3 separate regions of the Homo sapiens genome follow, and all the other regions are linked to region 2. Evidence: chromatin loops called from intact Hi-C (ENCODE). Cell type or tissue: B cell. All regions are shown on one strand. Links, peaks and the distances in the headings refer to the core of each region. The heading gives the core; the rest is flanking DNA.

Evidence for each region. Peaks named below come from ENCODE experiments on the same cell type or tissue, not always from the same donor. Only the 100,000 strongest peaks of a DNase experiment are listed, where the experiment ranks them.
Region 1: it touches region 2 in a loop (9-fold over the local background); 1 of 110 quality-filtered maps calls a loop at or near these places.
Region 3: a loop joins it to region 2, with 2.5 times the contacts of the local background. A loop is called at or near these places in 1 of 110 quality-filtered maps.

What each region holds. Positions count from the first base shown.
Region 1 is chr5:163,724,062-163,730,492 of GRCh38, reverse strand. It overlaps LOC102724458 (a long non-coding RNA gene), which reads right to left. Exons shown (of 6, transcript XR_941167.3): 5 at 6,330-6,346. Among named protein-coding and RNA genes, the nearest start is that of MAT2B, 220 kb to the right of the region's middle. In B cell, for the core only: no CTCF peak of the experiment used is centred there; a DNase peak (open chromatin) is centred at 3,272; H3K4me3 peaks cover 1,362 bases; H3K27ac peaks cover 1,799 bases.
Region 2 is chr5:163,912,261-163,918,691 of GRCh38, reverse strand. No RefSeq gene overlaps it. Among named protein-coding and RNA genes, the nearest start is that of LINC03000, 380 kb to the left of the region's middle. RefSeq lists a silencer at 2,112-2,221 and enhancers at 2,573-3,119, 3,202-3,331. In B cell, for the core only: a CTCF peak has its summit at 4,968; DNase peaks (open chromatin) are centred at 2,161, 2,851, 3,551 and 4,991; H3K4me3 peaks cover 3,756 bases; H3K27ac peaks cover 4,865 bases.
Region 3 is chr5:163,974,061-163,980,491 of GRCh38, reverse strand. No RefSeq gene overlaps it. Among named protein-coding and RNA genes, the nearest start is that of LINC03000, 320 kb to the left of the region's middle. In B cell, for the core only: no CTCF peak of the experiment used is centred there; no DNase peak of the experiment used is centred there.

The DNA of each region.
Region 1 (6,431 bases), core at 771-5,770, 190 kb after region 2:
TGATAGCTTGAAATAGGGCGTAGTAGCAATATTTACACTACAAAAACCGGAAAACACTTAAATCAGGAATTTTCCCTACTCCCCACCCCCAACACAAACCCTGGAAAGGTGGTTGTTATGTATTTACCACTGTGTGTGTCTATCACATTGTGATAGACATAAAGCTGTCAATAACTTCCCTGTGAATCAACCCTAGGTTCATTATCAGATGCTATGAAGACAATGATGATCTCTATCTTATTCAAAAAATTCTAGTAAGTAGAAAAAGAATGTAAGCTTCCTGATCATATAACAAAGCTAATTATTAACCTCAAACCAAAGCCTGGATATAAGAAAATGACATTATAGGATCATTTTAGTATGTGAACATAGATCCCAAAATCCTAAATAAGATATACATTTACTGTTCTAATGCTATATTAAAATGTCTGTATCACAGTCAAACAGATTTTATCCCAGGAATGTAGCAACTGTAACATAAGAAAATCTAGTCGTCATAATGCCCCATATTAATGGTCTAAAGCAGAAAAAATATATGATCATTCCAATGGATGCAGGGAGGCATCTGAAAAATCTCAATACTTTACAGGATTATTTAAAGAAAACCAAATAACAAAACAAAGCAACAAAAAAACTGAGAAAAACTGAAACAATAGAAGGCTCTCCTAACTTGATAAATATCTGCCCAAAATTCTACAGCAAATACATAATCAATAGTACAATATCAGAAATACCACCACTATTTAATGTAGTACTAGAAGACTTGATTAATGCCACAAAACAAAGAAAATAGGTTAGAAGTATGAAGATTTTGAAGAAGGTGAAATTGTAATTTTTAGATTATATTATTTCTTACCTAGAACATTGAAGAAAGTAGATACTTTTACTAATAAGTTTATGAAATCTTGTAAGTAAACTATTAATAAGAATATCCATAGACATATCTTTACCAATACAACTAACTAAATTATATAATAGAAAACAAAATACTAGTCACTGCCACAGCAAAATATCAAATAAATATCTAGGAATCACCCTAAATAAAATGTTTTCTTCAGTGTAGTGATTCCTCAAAGACTGAAAAACAGAGCTATCATTTGACCTAGCAATCCTATTACAAGATATATACCCAACAGAATATAAATTTTTCTATTATAAAGACACAGGCATGCATATGTTCATTGCAACACTATTCACAATAGCAAAGATATGGAATGCCCATCAATGTTAGACTGAGTAAAGAAATGTGGTACATATACACCATGGAATATTATGCAGCCATAAAAAAGAATGAGATCATGTCCTTGCACAGACATGGGTGGAACCGTTATCCTCAGCAAACTAATGCAGGAATAGAAAACCAAATGCCACATGTTCTCACTTATAAATGGGAACTTAATGATAAGAAAACATGGACATATAGAGGGGAACAACACACACTGGGGCCTATAGGAGGGTGGAGAGAGGGAAGAGGGAGAGGATCAGGAAAAATAATTAATGGGTACTAGGCTTAACACCTGGGTGATGAAATAATTTATACAACTAACGCCCATAACACAAGTGTACCTATATAACAAACCTGCACATGTACCCCTGAACTCAAAAGTTGAAAAACAAATAAATAAAATGTCTTCCTAACAAGTGCAGGAAAAAATAACTCTATTAAAGATTTTTAAAACTGAGTAGAAAGTTATGCTATGTTCAAGGATGAAACCATTAAATGGTTAAAACACATCAATTGTCACTCAGACTACTCTATTTATATCATGTCATTCCAAAAACAGAATTGAGTAAAATTTGCAATTTCATAGGCTCTTCCCACAATTATAAGTAAGAACACAGAATCAGTCAGCAGGACAGTTTAGAAAAAGAAAATGAATAACTTGCTTTAGCAGATATTACGAAGCCAAACAATTAAAGATAGTTGATAGAATAGACAGATGGATAGATGAATAGATAGAGATGGATCAATAAATAGGTAGTAATTGGTGCAAGAATAGACTATTAAGCCAGTGGGAAACAATATATTAGTTTTGTAATAAAGAGGCATCATAAATCAGTAGGAATAAGATGCATTATGAAGTAAATTCTGTATATAAATGGAAAAACACAGTATATACAAAACTATAAAGCTAAAGAAAAAATACAAAAGAATATATTTGAGACCTTGGGGGTAGATTAGGAAATCAGTTTTTAAAATAGTCAAAATAGATACTATAAAGGGAAAAATTAATTTTAATGCAATCAAATTTCATGAAAGATTCATGTTCAGTGAAGCATGTCATAAACAAAATATGAATGACAGACTAATGGAAGACATTCACAATGTTTAAGACAGTCAAGGGAATAAGTACAAAAATATAAAAGGAATTCTCATAAATCATCAAGAAAAAAATGGAAATCTATAAGTAAAATGAGCAAGGCTATGAATAGGCAATTTACAAAAATGAAAACCTTAAATGGTTTATAAGAATATGATGTTTAGCCTTATTAGTAATCAGAGAAATGCGAATTAAAAGGAGATGCCACTTTACATACATTATTAGAATGGCAAAATGTAAAAGGTCAGATAGCATCAACTACTGAAAGCCTCGTGAACTACTGGTGGAAGAACATTGAGTGTGAGAACATCCCAGCACTCAACAATCGTCCTTAAAGAGTGAGCCACATATGAAGATGATAGTTAAAGCATTTTTTCTCATACCAAGATGCTGGAGGCCTACAAGGTTTTGATCACTAAATGAATGGGTAAGTAAAATGTAATAAATACATATAATGGAAACATAAAATAACAAATAATATTTAATAATAAATATTTTTAATGTTGAGAGAAAATATTAGGAGTGTATTTTGTAGCATAAAATCATCTACATAAACTGAAGACACCCCAAAATAAAGCAGCATGTTTGTTACAGACATATACCTAAATGAACATATGAACAACATATAACATGGTATGTTATATGTTAAATTCAATGAAGATGATGCCTATATATAGGTTAGAATCAGGGTAGAAGATAAAAGAAAGAAAACACCGTAGAAGATAAAAGGTAAAGCAATGATAAGTGTCTTAATTCAGTTTGTGTTGCTGTGCAGAAATACCTGGGACTGGGTAATTTATAAAGAAAAACAGTCCATTTTGGCTCACAATTCTGCTGGCCAGAAGACTGGGCATCTCATGAAAGCTTCAGGCTTTTCCACTCAGGGAAAATGAAAGCGAGCAGGTCTGTGCAGAAATCACATGGCAAGAGAGGAAGTAAGAGAGAGGAGGGAGGTGCCAGGCTCTTTTTAACAACCAGCTCTCTGGGAACCAATAGAGCAAGAACTCACTCACTGCAGCGAAGACAGCACCAAGACTTTCATGAGGGATCTGCACCCGTGACCCAATCACCTCCTATTAGGCCCCACATCTGACATTAGGGATTAAATTTCAACGAGATTTGGAGAGTCAAACAACCAAAATATAACAATGAGATTACTATGAATTGAGTAAGAACAACTCAACTCTTGTACCTGAAGTTCACACTAGGAAAAACAAAAGGGTCTTTGGATTTCATTCACAGGCACACATTGACATGTTAGGAGAAAAATGACCATCTGTGTCACATAACTAAATGTGAGTTCACAGATTCCATTTCATCCAACTGATTTCTAGATAGATGACACATTCTTAAGTCTAAATGATAAACTTGTGCACCCAAATGGAAGGAGAGAATGTTATTTTCACCTTTCCCCTACCCCACCCACACACATACAGAAACAATAAAACACTGACATTGGTATAGGAAGAACCTGCCATCCCTGAACAGTATGCAACTTATCAAATCATGATTTTATTATCTCCACACTTCTGCAAACTCCCAAATCTTCAAAGAAGAGTAACTCATACATCTAAGATTCAGTCAGGGGATTAGCTTAAAATAGAAGTAAAATGAGGCATAGTTTGTCTAGAGATTTTTCCTTGGAAAACAAACTACTCTATGCAATTATGTTGAGAATTGAAAACTGCTACAGATGGCTTACTAAGTCTATTAATACCAAAAGACCATTATATGCAATTTTGTCATTAATTGCAAAAATCCCATTGATTTTAATCTACAAAAGTAATAAATCCAACACACACAATAATTGCTTGTATTTCTAAACCCTAAGAGATTAGACATTTTAAATCTTCTTGTCTCCACTCTTAACTAGGGAATTTAAATATTAGAAAATAAATTTGAAGCATCTACTTTGAAGATGAAAGTATAAATTTTGTCATGGAAACATAAAAACAAATTAATTCAATTTACACTATTTACTGCACTATAGGGTTTCTACTAAAAAATGTGATATAAAACTAAACATTAGCACAATTTAACATTCTTGACTCAGAAATAGACCAAACATAGTTCTTAACTCAAATAATATTGCAAATCATGTATTTTACAACATATTTTCCCAATTGTGACTATAGCTACATATATTTTATTATTGGCCTTATGTCTTAAAATAATTTTATTTATATTAAAATTTCCAAATATACAGTCACAATTCTGTAAATACTTTTCATTAGGTTTTAATTTTACAATTTAACAGTAGTCAAATGCAAAAGTCTTAATAATGCTTCTAGCACAAACTACATACTTAAAGAATGTTAAAGCGTACACTAAAGATATAATTGAGAAGGAGAAAGTGCTAAAGACTAACCTTGAACACTAAATGATTCCAAATTACTTTTTCTTTAACATTTGTATGTCTAATTTTGATAAACAAATGGAAACTAAAAATGCAGATTATGATTATGTCTGGGAGGAAAGATTACAGGTGATTTTTAGTTTTCACCTTCATACTTTCATTTTTTCCATATTTTTCAAATTCTCTCTCTAGGACACCTACTTCTCTTTTACTCAGAGGAAGAATAAATCTTAAAACGAAGAGGACGTTCACAGCCAGCAATATTGTTAACCACATATCTGGAGTACAGATGAAGTATAGACCACTGAAAATTATAGATAAAATATAGGATTTTTAAAAAACACATCTAAAGCTTCAAGGCTAAGAATTTTTTAAAAGAGAAAAAAATAGATAAGACACTGAGCAAGAAGAGAATAAGTTAGGGTTGAATAAGTGATGACTTTACTAACAAGCATTCTAATTTCTAAAGGAAGCTTATTAAAATATTGATTAACTTAAAGCATGAAATTAAATATGCCTGTTAAACTTTTACATTTTACTCCAAGCTCTATAAAAAGTAGAGTGCCCATTTTCATAGCAGTTTTTACAGTTTTAGTATCATCTCAGGATATGATAGAACTATCATTGCATATCGATGAGGAATTTTGTATTATATACTAAATGGTACTGAGACAATTGGTTGATCAGATGAAAAAAAAGAATGAAATTGAATCCCTCCCATACATCACAAAAACCAATTTCCTGCAAACAGAAGCCACAATGAGATATTACTAAACACACATTCAAATGCCTAAAATTAATGACTATCAATACCAAGTGTGGGAGAGAATGTGAAGAAACTTGAATTCTCATACATGGCTGGTGGAATACAAAATAGGACTACTTTTGAAATATTTTGGTAGTTTTTTATAAAGTTAAATATTAACTTATTATTCCTGGCTGTTTTTTCAAGATATATAAACATATGCTCATACAACAACTTGAATACAAATATTCATGACAACTTTTTTCAAAATAATTTAAAAAAAACTGCAACAGTTTATTAATGGGTAAATAGATGCACAAATTATGGACTATCCCACAATAGAATAGAATGAGACTCAGCAAATAGAAAGTAAGAAGGAAACAGCTACTGCTACATACAACAACATGGATAAATCTCATTTACATTATGCTGAGTGAAAGAAGCCAGATGCAAAATAATACACACTGTAAGTTTCCGTTTATATGAAATTCTTATAAAAGACAAAACTAATCTCTGGTTATTCAACAGATAAGTGGTTGGTTGGGGCCAGGTGACTTGGGAGCAACAGACTGTAAAGGGAGCTTTTTGAGGTGATGCAAATATTCGACCTCTTGCTTGTGGTAGTGGTTACGAGTGTATGCATTTGTCAAAACCCAAACTATACACTTTAAATAGGTATGTATTTTATTATATGTGAATTAAACCTCAGTAAAATGTGTGTATACATATATAATTTTATATATAGGTACATATGTGATACTTATGTATAATAAAAACTTAAATGTTAAAGACAAAGCCTTAAACACCTTCTAGAAAAAAAAATCAGAGAATAGTTCTGTTTTCTGCATAAAGAGTAAGTTTTTAAACAAATCATAGGAACAAAATTAAGACAAATAGATTTGACTACCTTAAAATTGTGAACTTCTTCAATGATACATCAGGAAAAGTGATAGTCAAAATCATAACCAGGGAAAAGATATGAAACACAAAATGACAAAGGATTAGTATC
Region 2 (6,431 bases), core at 610-5,609:
GATATTTAGAATTGGAAATTAATGACATTCGTTTAAAGGGTCACAAAGAATACTCAGAAGTATCAAGTTCTCCATACCTAGTTTTGGTTTGCCCTGATCTTCCAGCAGCCCCTCCCATCTCCCAAACTCAAGTCAGGAACCATATTAGAAGATCCACAGAGGGAACATCAACAGTGACATTGAAACACTGTGTCTACTGATCTGATTCAGACAAAGCCTGGATGTCTATTAGAAAAGATTAGATACATGGCATAAAGCCAGGGGACAGGACTCAAGCAAGTCCTTTCAATTCTATCCTCCATCACTGTATAATAAATAGAGAATGTCACTGAGAAACTGTCAAAAACCAGAGTTGGAAGGGTTTATCTTTCTTTCTCCTTATATTGCTACTAGGAGTTTTGTTAAATAAATATAAAAAGGTAGAGTGTAATAAACTATCTTGGCCTTGAGGAGAGAGGGAATAAAACAGGTGTCCATTTTCTGAAGCCAATTTTTGTCCCTTTCCAATTTTAAAGCAAAAGAAATGAAATACAAGAGCAGAATGAGAGATGGGCTGTGGGAAACTGATAGAAAGGAAACCTAAAGGAAGGCTTATGAAAACAACTTGATAGATGTAAATAACCCCCCCATAAAAGATGATCATCACTTACCTACCAGTTAGATGATCACCTGACAGTAACCATTGCATTAGTAAGCAGTCATTAAACAAGCATTAGTCATGCACACATTTGCCTGTATTTTGAAATTTGGTGTTTTGAGTTATATCCCCCAGACTACTGGATGGCCTCATACCTGGTAAACAGTTATTACTGTTATAATCTGTGTGAATCATCTCTCTCTCCTTCCAGAGTTGCTGTCAACTCAGAATTTGCTATTACAAGTCAAATCCTGAAACGACCTGAAAAAGTATATCTAAGGTACCCTGGATGGAAGAAAGATCAAATAATCAATAAGTAAAGTGACACATGCACAAAAGAATGAGACAGCAGTGAGATGCAGGGCAAGTGGGGGCCACCCTGTGAGTGGCAGTATTTACAGAATACGTCCACTTGAGACGCAAGAAAGGGTTCGAGGTCAACAACAACAAGAAAAACAGAAAGTCCTGAGAAAGAAGGTTTTGTCAGGAGCCATATTCGTGTATGGCCTCAAAGCTGAGAGTGAAGTGTGCAAAGATGAGCCAGAGAGTACAAACGACTTTCCAAAGGACTTCAGAAATGGGAGAAGCATCGTAGACCGGGACAATGGCACAGAGGAGGGAAGAAAGACAGATGGCCCCCAAACAGCACCTTTAAAAACACTTTTTAAATTCAAAGTGATTAAGAAATGAACACCCATATTACCCATAGTGGTTATCTTTAAAAATGGGACACTGTTAAGATAATCCTATCAAAGGATTAAGAAATAGCAATATAGAGATAGGAGGAATCCAATCAAAGATTAAAGTGTGATGTCCAAGAGATATGTCAGCATTTCCAGGGGGTATACAATGGTGTACTAGTTTCTTCTGAGGGTAATAGATACTACACAAAAACAAAAAATATGAAAAGGGGTAAGTTAAATGTTGTTGAACAGATTTCTTCACTGTCAAGAGTATTCAGAGGAAATGTGCATTGTGAAACTCCAAAAGGGAGGTGTGTGATACATGCATGTCTGTTCCTCCCTCATCACCCCTACTTTTCCTTTTGGGAGCAAAATGCTGCTTGCACTGGGATTTTTTTTATCAGAGCGTTCAGTTCATACCACCCTTTTCTAAACTAGTAGATATGGCTGCTCCCTCAGGGTAGTATGTAGATTAGTTTTATAGGGCCTTTCTATGGGAAAGAAAGGGTTTCAGCAGGGCATGTATAGGAGGGGCTTCTCTGGTGCTTGCATAGTGGCCTTACATGTTTCTTCATACATCTCATGTAACATAATGAAATTTTAAATCCCCATCCTTGGGTATGATCTTTAGCATTAAAATGAGGGAGGGGTAACTTTAAGTTGAACTGCGCAGACAGGACCCTGGAGCAGTCCCTAACCCGCTAAACCAGGGACTTGAGGTTAATGGCTTCTTGGGTCTTTTGTTGCTGATTGGCTGGAAGTTGGGTAAGCTACAGCTTGGGTAAGAGGCTTGTTCCTTCTCCTCTAAACCACAGCAAAACAGGAAACCAGACAGCCTGCCTGTCTCAAAATGACCCAGTGTAGGCAAATCAGGTTCTCCCTCTGAGGAATGTGCCACTTTTAGCAGATGGACACAGAGGTAAAACTTAGGGCCATGAAGCATCACTACTTTATTCCTGCTAAGGGGTTCCCCTTCCTTCCCAGGGCCTAGAGGTTCAGGCCTCCTTCAGTGCTCTGAGCTGCCACATATCCTTCCACAGAATTCCACTCAGGCTTGGTAGCCAGAGATCCTTTGTTTGTAATCAAATCACTCTGAGGACAGCAACTTGCAACACTTCACAAATACATTTGAGGAAGGATTTGTTTTGTTTTTTTGGCAAAATAACCCTCTGAATGGGTTATCTGCAGAACACACGCTGCTCTAGGTAATAATAGAGGTCTTTTGTAACATACTAAGGGGACATAAACTGTCCTGGATGCTTATATTTGCTCATTGAAAATCACCAACTAAGGAACAATAATGCATCCCTCTCTATGTGTTTATGCCATAGAGAGGGTTGATATGGCCTTGCTAGCGATGGTGAAGCCACCACACAAAGGCACTGTATTGGCACTAAAACGATCGAGGGTCACAGGACTCCTACTCTGGGGAGAAATGTAATGTCCTTAGTGAAGCATAGAATTTACCAGGGTGTCATATTTCAAACTGACTGCAAAAGGGAACCTTGAGCTTACCACAAGGCTAGAGCTTCCTGGAGAGCAATTAGGCTGGTTTACAGAGCAATCTCCCTCACTCTAGAAGTGATACCGGACGGGGGGCAGGGAAGTGCTGGGTAGAGAAGGGTGGGGTCCCTGGTGAGGGCTCCACCCTCAGATCTGTGCCCACGGACCTAAATGAGGACAGGCATTTCTGTTTCTGTGCCCAAAATGTTGCCTTTTCGCCCACCACACCCACTATCCTGTGCCCATAAAAACCCTGGACCGTAGCAGGCACACACACAGGCGGCTGGACATTGAGAGGAGCAGAAGAACACACCAGCAGACACCGGCAGGCCAGTGATGGCCGAACAACGTGGATGCCAATTCAGCCAGGGGCATCTGGAGGAGAGTTTGGCCGCTGGGCAGGATCGACTCCAGGGGAAGAGCACCTTCCCACCCCATCCCCCTTCTGGCTCCCCATCCATCTCACTGGGAGCTACCCTCACCACTCAATAAAATCTTGCACTCATTCTCCAAGCCCCCGTGTGATCCGATTTTTCCAGTACACAAGGGAAAGAACCCAGGATACAGAAAGCCCTCTGTCCTTGTGGTAAGGAAGAGGGTCTAATTGAGCTGATTAACACAAGCTACCTGCAGATGGCAAGGCTGAAAGAGCACACTGTAACACACGCCCACTGGGGCTTCAGGAGCTGTGAACACTCAACCCTAGATGTTGCCATGGGGTCGGAGTCCAAAAACACTCCCCACCATCTGCTCATCTGCAAGTTGCCCCTAGGGCTTTGAGCACCAGGGCACTGAAGAAACCGGCCACACCCCTGCCACTACACGCCCTGTGAGGGAGATAAGGGAACTCTCCTGTTTCAGCAGGGTGTGGAGGGATGGGGGAAGGAGCGCTCATAAGTCTCCTCCCAAAGCCTAGCAATGGAGTGGGATGTTGGTATGTATATTTTTAGAGAGAAAAACAGCTTTTAAATTATATTCATTTAAGAAAAGTAAAATACTCTAATGTAGAGGCAAAACAAAGAAATATCCTTTTACAGGAAATGGGGGCTGGGGGACAAGTGAAAAGAAGGAATAGAAAGATGCTAAAAGCACATACCTAAATCATGTTAACTCTATCTTTGTGTTTCTACACAATTTCTGGAATGACAGGTACATGAACAGCAATAGCAGTAATATTCACAATAGTAATAGCAAATATTAATACTATGATTTGGGTCGTATTCTATTTACATTACAAACCATTATCCCCAACTACACAGATGACAAAACTGAGGCATGAAAGTAGATTAACTGTCCACAAGCCTGCCTCTTTAACAAATTAACTTCCCCATAGCTAATTATCTTACCCTAAACTAATTGTCTTCTTCTCTACCACACAAAAACATGCAAACATGATATAACTTAGAGTGATCATAGTGATAAAAGAAAGTTGTATATAGGCATATATATGTATGTATACGTATATATACATACATATATATACATATCCACACATATCCAAAAGGCTGCATGAAGAAGAAGGAATAATACAATGAATAATAAATGGACTGAGGCCCTAAAGGGGCGAGAAATGAGAGATAAAGACAGACTTACAGAACGCTTGGGAATACATCTTTCTCTTAGCCTGGAGGACAGTAAGAAGAGAGAAAATAAATGTTTTGTGGTAGATATTGGCAATTCATGCCCAAAAGCTTTTCTCGGAGAGACATAATGCAAGGCAATGTGGAAAAAAACAAAAAGGATGTTTTTAATCTGTTTATTTTTTTTAGTCTATTGGCCTGGATTAGCACTTTTTTTTCTAAAAACCCATCCATTATCTCTGTAGGATATGGATATTTATCCATGGTAGAAGTTAAATTGATGTTTATGGAGCAAATCAATTGTGTGTGTTTGCACTCTAACTAACAGCTCTTTCCAGCTTTCGCAGGAATATTTTTACAAACTTTACAGTTTCATTATGAACATTCTGTTTATTCAGACTGTGTGAAGATTTCCAATGCATTTGTTCTACTTGTATTCTAAAGTCCTGAAGACTGTTTCAAAATTATAAATCATTTGGGTCCCAAACTCAGATGACGCCAGAGTCTGGGCAAATAGCATAAGTGAATGAAGCAATCTGCATGTAAAAAAAAAAGATATGGCTAGTTTGTTGTGCCTCTTGTGGCCGCTTTTCATAAAGGCATGGGTACAGAATATAATTTAAGGAAAGTTACAGCAAAAGTGCCCTGATAATGACAAACCATCATTGGTCCTAGTCTCAGAGAAATAATAAGGAGGGGGTAGGTATTATCACAAATTGGCAAATTTATGATCATCTAAAGCTGGTAGCTGCTACCCAGACTTACCCATTGTTGCCACATATGAAATGTGATAAAATGTGGTAGATGACAAAAATGACCCTCCCCACTCTTTCTGTATCTAAGCAATGTAATTATGCAGTAACTTCATACTTACTTTTGCATGAAAAAAAGCTAATCCAGGCCAGTAGACTCAATAAGCAGATTATAGAAGGTTGTTTGTTACCCACTGTTAGCATGGTAATAGATAACTGATACAGAAATTCAGATAAGAACCTAAGAAAGTGAAATCTAATTTTTAAAAATCAGCAGCTAATTTTTTTTAATGACATAGCTCAAACACAACCATTTCTATGGATCTGATCCAGACCACAGGCCACTATTTTGCATTCTCCATTCTAATCCCTTCATTTTACAATTAAGAAAAGACATTCAAAGAGATAAGATATATTTTCCAAAGCCAAGTAATTGGACCTCAGCGGTGTTGATTCACATAATATGGTCACTTTTTAAAAAACAACTTAGTGTCCTCATTTGAGTGCATGGATATTTCCAAATCACTGGGGCCTTCCCTCTCCATTCTTTCCATTACTTTGTTTTTGTCCAGGGGCTAGATCCACGTGAAGAAAATATTGCATTCTTCTCTATCAGCCTCATCTGAGCCCTGTCAGCTGCCATTTTTTGAGGAGGACATCTGAATTCTCCTTTCCCAGCAAAGGTAATACTTCTAAAAATGTGCTTGAGGCTACAAACTTGGTATATAATTTTGGCATTAAACTCATACCTCCTCCCTCCACAAAACACATGAATAAATGATGCTTCTAATTTAAAGTGGAATAACTTTTATACCATGCTGACTAAGGAAAAAATCCCACGAAATGTGAATAATGTTGGTCTTGGCCAAATAAAAACAGTAACAATCTAGGATAAAAGCAGACAGGCAAATTCTAATAGGGCATATGTCCATTCATTTAGAAAAACATAGCTTCTCTTTCACAGAGCTACTGAAGGAGAACCCATATTGAAAGATGTGATTATTGTTTTAGCTGAGATTCATAAAGAGACTGAACAGCTGCACACTTTATTAGATCTAATCTAAATACCTGCTACTTGTGTTTTGTGCTGGGAGATATTTATGTTATCAATTCAAGTTTATACTAACCATCAGGAAGAATACTCCCTGTAGCTCTGCTGACTCAAAATAATGACTTGTAAGGGCGCTCTAATGACAGAACAAGGGGCAATTATAGACACAGCGTGAGCCTTGGAAAAACTGTGTGATGTATTTTGTGCACTTGATTGACCTCATGT
Region 3 (6,431 bases), core at 678-5,677, 62 kb before region 2:
GTAGAAGAAGGCTGTTCCCTAGCAAAGGCTCCACCCTCAAGCTTGGAGATCCACGTTCCTAAATGGGGACAGGCATTTCTGTTCTTGCTCCCAAAAAGCTGCCTTTTGGCCTGCCACTCCACCTTATCCTGTACTCATATAAACCCTGAACCCCAGGCTCCAGAAGCAGACAAGCAGATGAGGAGATGAGGAAACAGGCAGATGAACGGCAGAACAACGCAGCAGAGAGAGAGGAAGAGGAACGTCCCAATGCCAAGAGGAGTTCGACTGGGGGTGGTAGGAGAGGGGTTTGGCTGCCGGACGGCCAGGCTCCAGGGGAAGATCATCCTTCCACTCTACCCCACTTTCAGCTCCCCATCTATCCCACTGAGAGCCACCTCCACCACGCAATAAAACCCTGCATTAAAAAGTCAGGAAACAACAGGTGCTGGAGAGGATGTGGAGAAATAGGAACACTTTTACACTGTTGGTGGGACTGTAAACTAGTTCAACCATTGTGGAAGTCAGTGTGGGGATTCCTCAGGGATCTAGAACTAGAAATACCATTTGACCCAGCAATCCCATTACTGAGTATATACCCAAAGGACTATAAATCATGCTGCTATAAAGACACATGCACACGTATGTTTATTGCGGCACTATTCACAATAGCAAAGACTTGGAACCAACCTAAATGTCCAACAACGATAGACTGCATTAAGAAAATGTGGCACATATATACCATGGAATACTATGCAGCCATAAAAAATGAAGAGTTCATGTCCTTTGTAGGGACATGGATGAAACTGGAAACCATCATTCTCAGCAAACTATCACAATGACAAAAAAGCAAACACTGCATGTTCTCACTCATAGGTGGGAATTGAACAATGAGAACACATGGACACAGGAAGGGGAACATCACACTCCGGGGACTGCTGTGGGGTGGGCAGAGGGGGGAGGGATAGCATTAGGAGATATACCTAATGCTAAATGACGAGTTATTGGGTGCAGCACACCAACACGGCACATGTATACATATGTAACAAACCTGCACATTGTGCATATGTACCCTAAAACTTAAAGTATAATAATAATAAAATAAAATAAATAAAAAATAAAAAACTAAAAAAAAAACCCTGCATTCATCCTTCAAGCCCATGTGTGACCCGATACTTCCAGGACTCTGGGCAAGAGTTTGGTATACAGAAAGCTGTCACACCGGCCCTCTGCCCTTGCTAAAAGGTAGAGAGTCCATTGAGCTGGTTAACACTTAAGCAGTCTGTGGATGGTAAGGCTAAAAGAGCATTGTAACACTGGGGCCGCAGGTACTCACCCCTAGACACTCCCAAGGGGCCAGAGCCCAAAGCACTCACCCTGGCTTTTGCACCTGCCTGTCTGCGTGCTCCCCCTCCTGTCAGGAGTTTGAGCAGCAGCAGGGGAGACTGAACAGGCGAGCCACACCCCTGTAGCATGTTCTGTGAGGAGGATCAGGAAATTCTCCTGTTTCAACATGTTTAATTTTATCTTTCTGTGGCCTATTCAGTTCACACACAACACACACACTTCGACAGCAAAACAAAACAAAACAAAACAAAACAAAACAGAATCCACATCACAAAGATTCCCTGAAGTCATCAGCAACATCTACACATTTCCTTTTTTTCCCCTTATAAAACTTTACTTTGAGATATCTCATGACTGGACTTGATCTGGTCATTTTCCTTTTATTCAGTGCATTTATTATTGATGCTTTGTAAAATTATTTATGCTGCTATTTATTTTGTATTCCCAAGGCTTTTAAGTAAAAGGATTTTCCCCTAAGTAACTAAAATTTAACTCCATCTCCATCTCTCCTCTAAGTGCTAATTCAATCAATGATTTCCACATACATTATGCATTTCATTCATCACCAATGAACTGTACATTGAAATACCTGTTTTTAATTTATTTTTGAATATGTTATATATTTTGGACCCAAACTTAAGAGTTGGTGATTTTTACTGTTATACAGAAGTGTCATGGATGTAATTTGTTACCATTAAAATCATCTTACTAAGGATTACTTTTCAAATAGTTTGTGAAATCTAGCCAATACATACCAGAAGGCATGAAAAATTGGCAAATGGTAAAAGCTCGATGGTCTTATTTAACAAGGCTCATTCATAGCAAAAGTATTAAACGGATTTAGTGCCTCAAAGGAGTGCTTGAAAGAGGCCATAGATAAAAGCAAGAAAACTAGCTAGACAGAAAATTATGAATGATGTCTTCCTGTCTTCTGATGAAAGAAAAAAAGAATTTGGAAATGTACCTTAAACCAGCAATAGAGAGGCAAAGATACTTTTTTTAATCCTAATAACAGATTATTGCAAAAGTTGTTTCGTGAATTTATAGAAGTCTAACAAGAAAAGCGGTGTCAAGACTTGCAAAAATAACAACAAAAATTTCTACTCTTGCTTTGTTAGTGAGATCTTCTCTGAAAAGATGTAGCTTCTAAAGGAGAAATTTACCTTTAGCGTATTATGTCAAAATATAATATTTACAGATAAAAATAATATCCCATATTATTTGCTTATACATTTATTACAAAAAGTATTTTGAGATCCTTTTGAGTTATTTATTATTTTGTTGTTTCTGTTGCTCTTTTCTTTCTTGTGACAAAAAATTAACCGTCTTCCTAGAAGATCAAACTAGAAAGAATCCAAACACACAATTTGGTCATTGCCAGATTTCATTGCATCTAGTGATAAAGTTTTCATTCCTTGTAGGATTTTACTAAATAAACAATGTGCCTCTGTTCTGCATTTTGAATTTTGTTAAATGTCATTTTGGCCAGCAGTCTTTTTTTTTTTTTTTTTTTTTTTTTTTTGAGACACAGTCTCACTCTGTCACTCAGGCTGCAGTGCAGTGCAGTGCAGTGCAGTGTCACAATCTCGACTCACAGCAGTTTCTGCCTCCCGGGTTCAAGCGATTCTCCCACCTCAGCCTCCCGAGTAGCTGGGATTACAGACATGCGCCACCACACCTGGCTAATTTTTGTATTTTTAGTAGAGACAGCGTTTCACCATGTTGGCCAGGCTGGTCTCAAACTCCTGACCTCAAGTGATCCACCCTCCTGAGCCTCCCAAAGTGCTGGGATTACAGGTGTGAGTCACCATGCCCAGCACACTCTTTTAAGTTAATCCAATTGGTTAAGCTTCCAACAAAGGATCTTGAAAATGAATGTTAGTCTTCATCTTAAGCCATTCTCTCCAGGAAATACTGCATACAATAATGATCCAAATGCTGAGATTTTATGGGACACATTTGAGGTCTTTCACCAAACGTATATTTGTAGGCCCCATCTCTGTTGAACGAATCAATAATATTTACAGACTTATTGATGGCTACTAAAAAAAATACAAAATTTCAAAGTGTTTTTCATAGGGAATTCCCTGACGTAAGATAAACCAAACTCTAACTCTGTGGAAAGCATGAAAACACTATAGATGGTGTTCATCCATGAATTCTTGACCTCAAACATTCAAATATGTCTTTGGGCATTTCACAGCCCTCTTCTCACGCCCTCTTTGGAAAAGATTCCAGTCATTTCTGATGTTCATTGACCTCATTAGTCAAACATCTCCTGACCAACCTGTGATCAATTTGGATTTCCTCCAAGGAGAATGACTTTTCTTCCTTTAAGAATATCAGGAAATCTCCTCCAAACTTTATACAACATTGCTAGGAAAGCACATATTTAATGATAAACAACATTAAAACAATGACAAACGGAACCTCTACACTGCTGGTAGAAATGGCAAATGAGGCAGCCACTTTGGCAAACAGTCTGGTAGCTCCTCAAAAAGTTAAATATGGAGTTACCATAGGACACAGCAATTCCAACCCAGGTATATACCCAGGAGAAATAAAAGCATGCATTCCCACCAAAATCTTGTACATTAGTGCACCAGTAATTAAAATACCTAAAAATGTAGAAAAAAACCCAAATGTCCTAAAACTGATAGATGAATAAATAAAATGTGGCATATCCATACAATGAAATATTATGTGGCCATAAAAATAAATGAAGTACTGAATGTGCTACAACTGGAATAAACCTTGTAAATATAACGCTAAGTGAAAGAAGTCTGTCAGGGCAGATTACATATTGTATGATTCAATTTGTATGAAATATCAAAATAGGCAAATCTACAGAAACAGAAATTAAATTAGGTACTCTTTAATGGTGGTGGGGCAGAGATGACTAGAGAATGACTGCTAATCAATATGGAGTTTCTTTTTGGAGTGATGAAAATGTTCTAAAATTGACTGTAGGGATGGATGTACAAGTCTGTTAATACACTGAAAACCATTGAATTTTATACTTTAAAATGAGTGAATTGTATAGCCAATGACTTATATCTCAATTAAATTGTTATATTAAAAAAGACAATGTAATGTATCATGAGATAACCGAATATATATGTGTGTGTATCTGTACATATATACATATATACACACTCATATATACACACACACACATATACACATACAGTTGAGCTTTGAACAATGCAGGGATTGGGGTGCTGACCCTCATGCAGCTGAAAATCCACATGTAACTTTTGAGTCCCCCCAAACTTAGCTATTAATAGCCTACTGTTGACTGGGAGCCTTCCCAATAACATAAGCAGTTGATTAACAAATATTTTGTGTGTTATGTGTATTTTATTCTGTATTCTCATTACAAAGTAAGCTAGAGAAAAGAAAATGTTATTAAGAAAATTATAAAGAAGAGAAAATATATTTACTATTCATTCATTGGAAGTGGATTAACATAAAGGTCTTCATCTTTATCATCTTTAGGTCGAGTAGGCTGAAGAGGAGGATGAGGAATTGTTGGTCTTGCTCTCTCAGGGATGGCAGAGGCAGAAGAAAATCCATGAATAAGTGGACCCGCACAATTCAAATCTGTTTTGTTCAAGGGTCATCTATATATATATATGTGTGTATATACATATATATATATGGTCTATATGCCAACAATAACCAGAGTGATTATCCATTTATTTATTCAATAAATATTAGTTAAGCACCTAGGAAAGCAAAAGGAATATATTGAACACTAAAAGTCAATACAAATAATAAGGACATCAATAAGAAAATAAGCTTTAGAAAATGGTAAAGAAGATAAAACCCAAGCAAATCTAACGAAAAAGAAAAAGATATAATGAACCTCAGGTCAATTCTTGGCTCTACTAGTTAATAGCTGAATAACATCAAAGTAGACATTTAGCCTTTCTGAACCAAAGACTATGCTGGCTCAGCTAATTCCCATCTGCATAGAAAAAAAGCTTCAATTGTTCCAACTCATCTTCTATTCTAGAACATTTAGATTGTTAATGATGTTTTTGACAATTGTAGCTTTTAAATTAAAAAAAATTGGAACAATTTTAGAAATGAAATTTAAGCCATTTCATTAAACTGTATGTCCTTTTCTGATCTTTTTCTCTCCAGTTTTATTGAGGTATAATTGATAGATGAATGGATAAAGAAAATGGGATATTTATTCATCTATATCCATATAAAAGACTATTATTCAGTCATACCATAGAAAAGAAGGAAATTCTGCCAGTCGTGACTACATAGGAGAACCTGGAAGACATAATGCTAAGAAAAAATAAGCCAGACACAGAAAGAAAAATACTATATGATCTCATTTATATGTGGAACTAAAAAAGTCTAACTCATAGAAGTAGAAAATAGAATGGTGGTTGCCAAGAGCTGGGGGATTGGACAAAATGGGGAAATATTGGCCAAAGGGTATAATTTTCCAGTTATGCAGGATGAATAAGTTCTGGAGATCTAATGTACAGCATGGTGATTACAGTTAATAATACTATATTGTATACCTGAAATTTTTTTAAAGGATGGATTTTAATTACTATCACCACGAAAAAAGTATGTCCTTTTAAAGACAGGAAAAGAATATATATATATATATATATATATATATATATATATATATATAATTACACTTCTCATACCTGTGCACGTTACAGTGAAAAAAATGAGTACCTATAGCAAAACAAGTTTCTGTGTCAAATTCACAAATTGCATTTCTAATTTTTTGCCTGTTGTGTTAAGCACATTTTTTCTATCCTTATCGGTAATAAATAAAGTGAATTTGTTTTTCTCGAAGTCTGCTTGAATGTTATGGTTCTTATATTTTTTGTCATGCAACTTCATTGTCAACTCACAGAGCAGTTCAGCAACAAAATCAATACTCCTTAATTTTCTGATCGTTGAGTAGAGTCAAGAGAGTACTGCTCTGCAGTTAGACAGACCTAGCCCAAAGCCTGGGTCAGCCTTTCGTTTGCCATGTGATTCTGGGTTACTTTACCTGAGTTTGTCTAGGTTTCAATAGCAAATGCCTTCTCGATATCCATTCTCTGCTTTGGACTTAGATATAA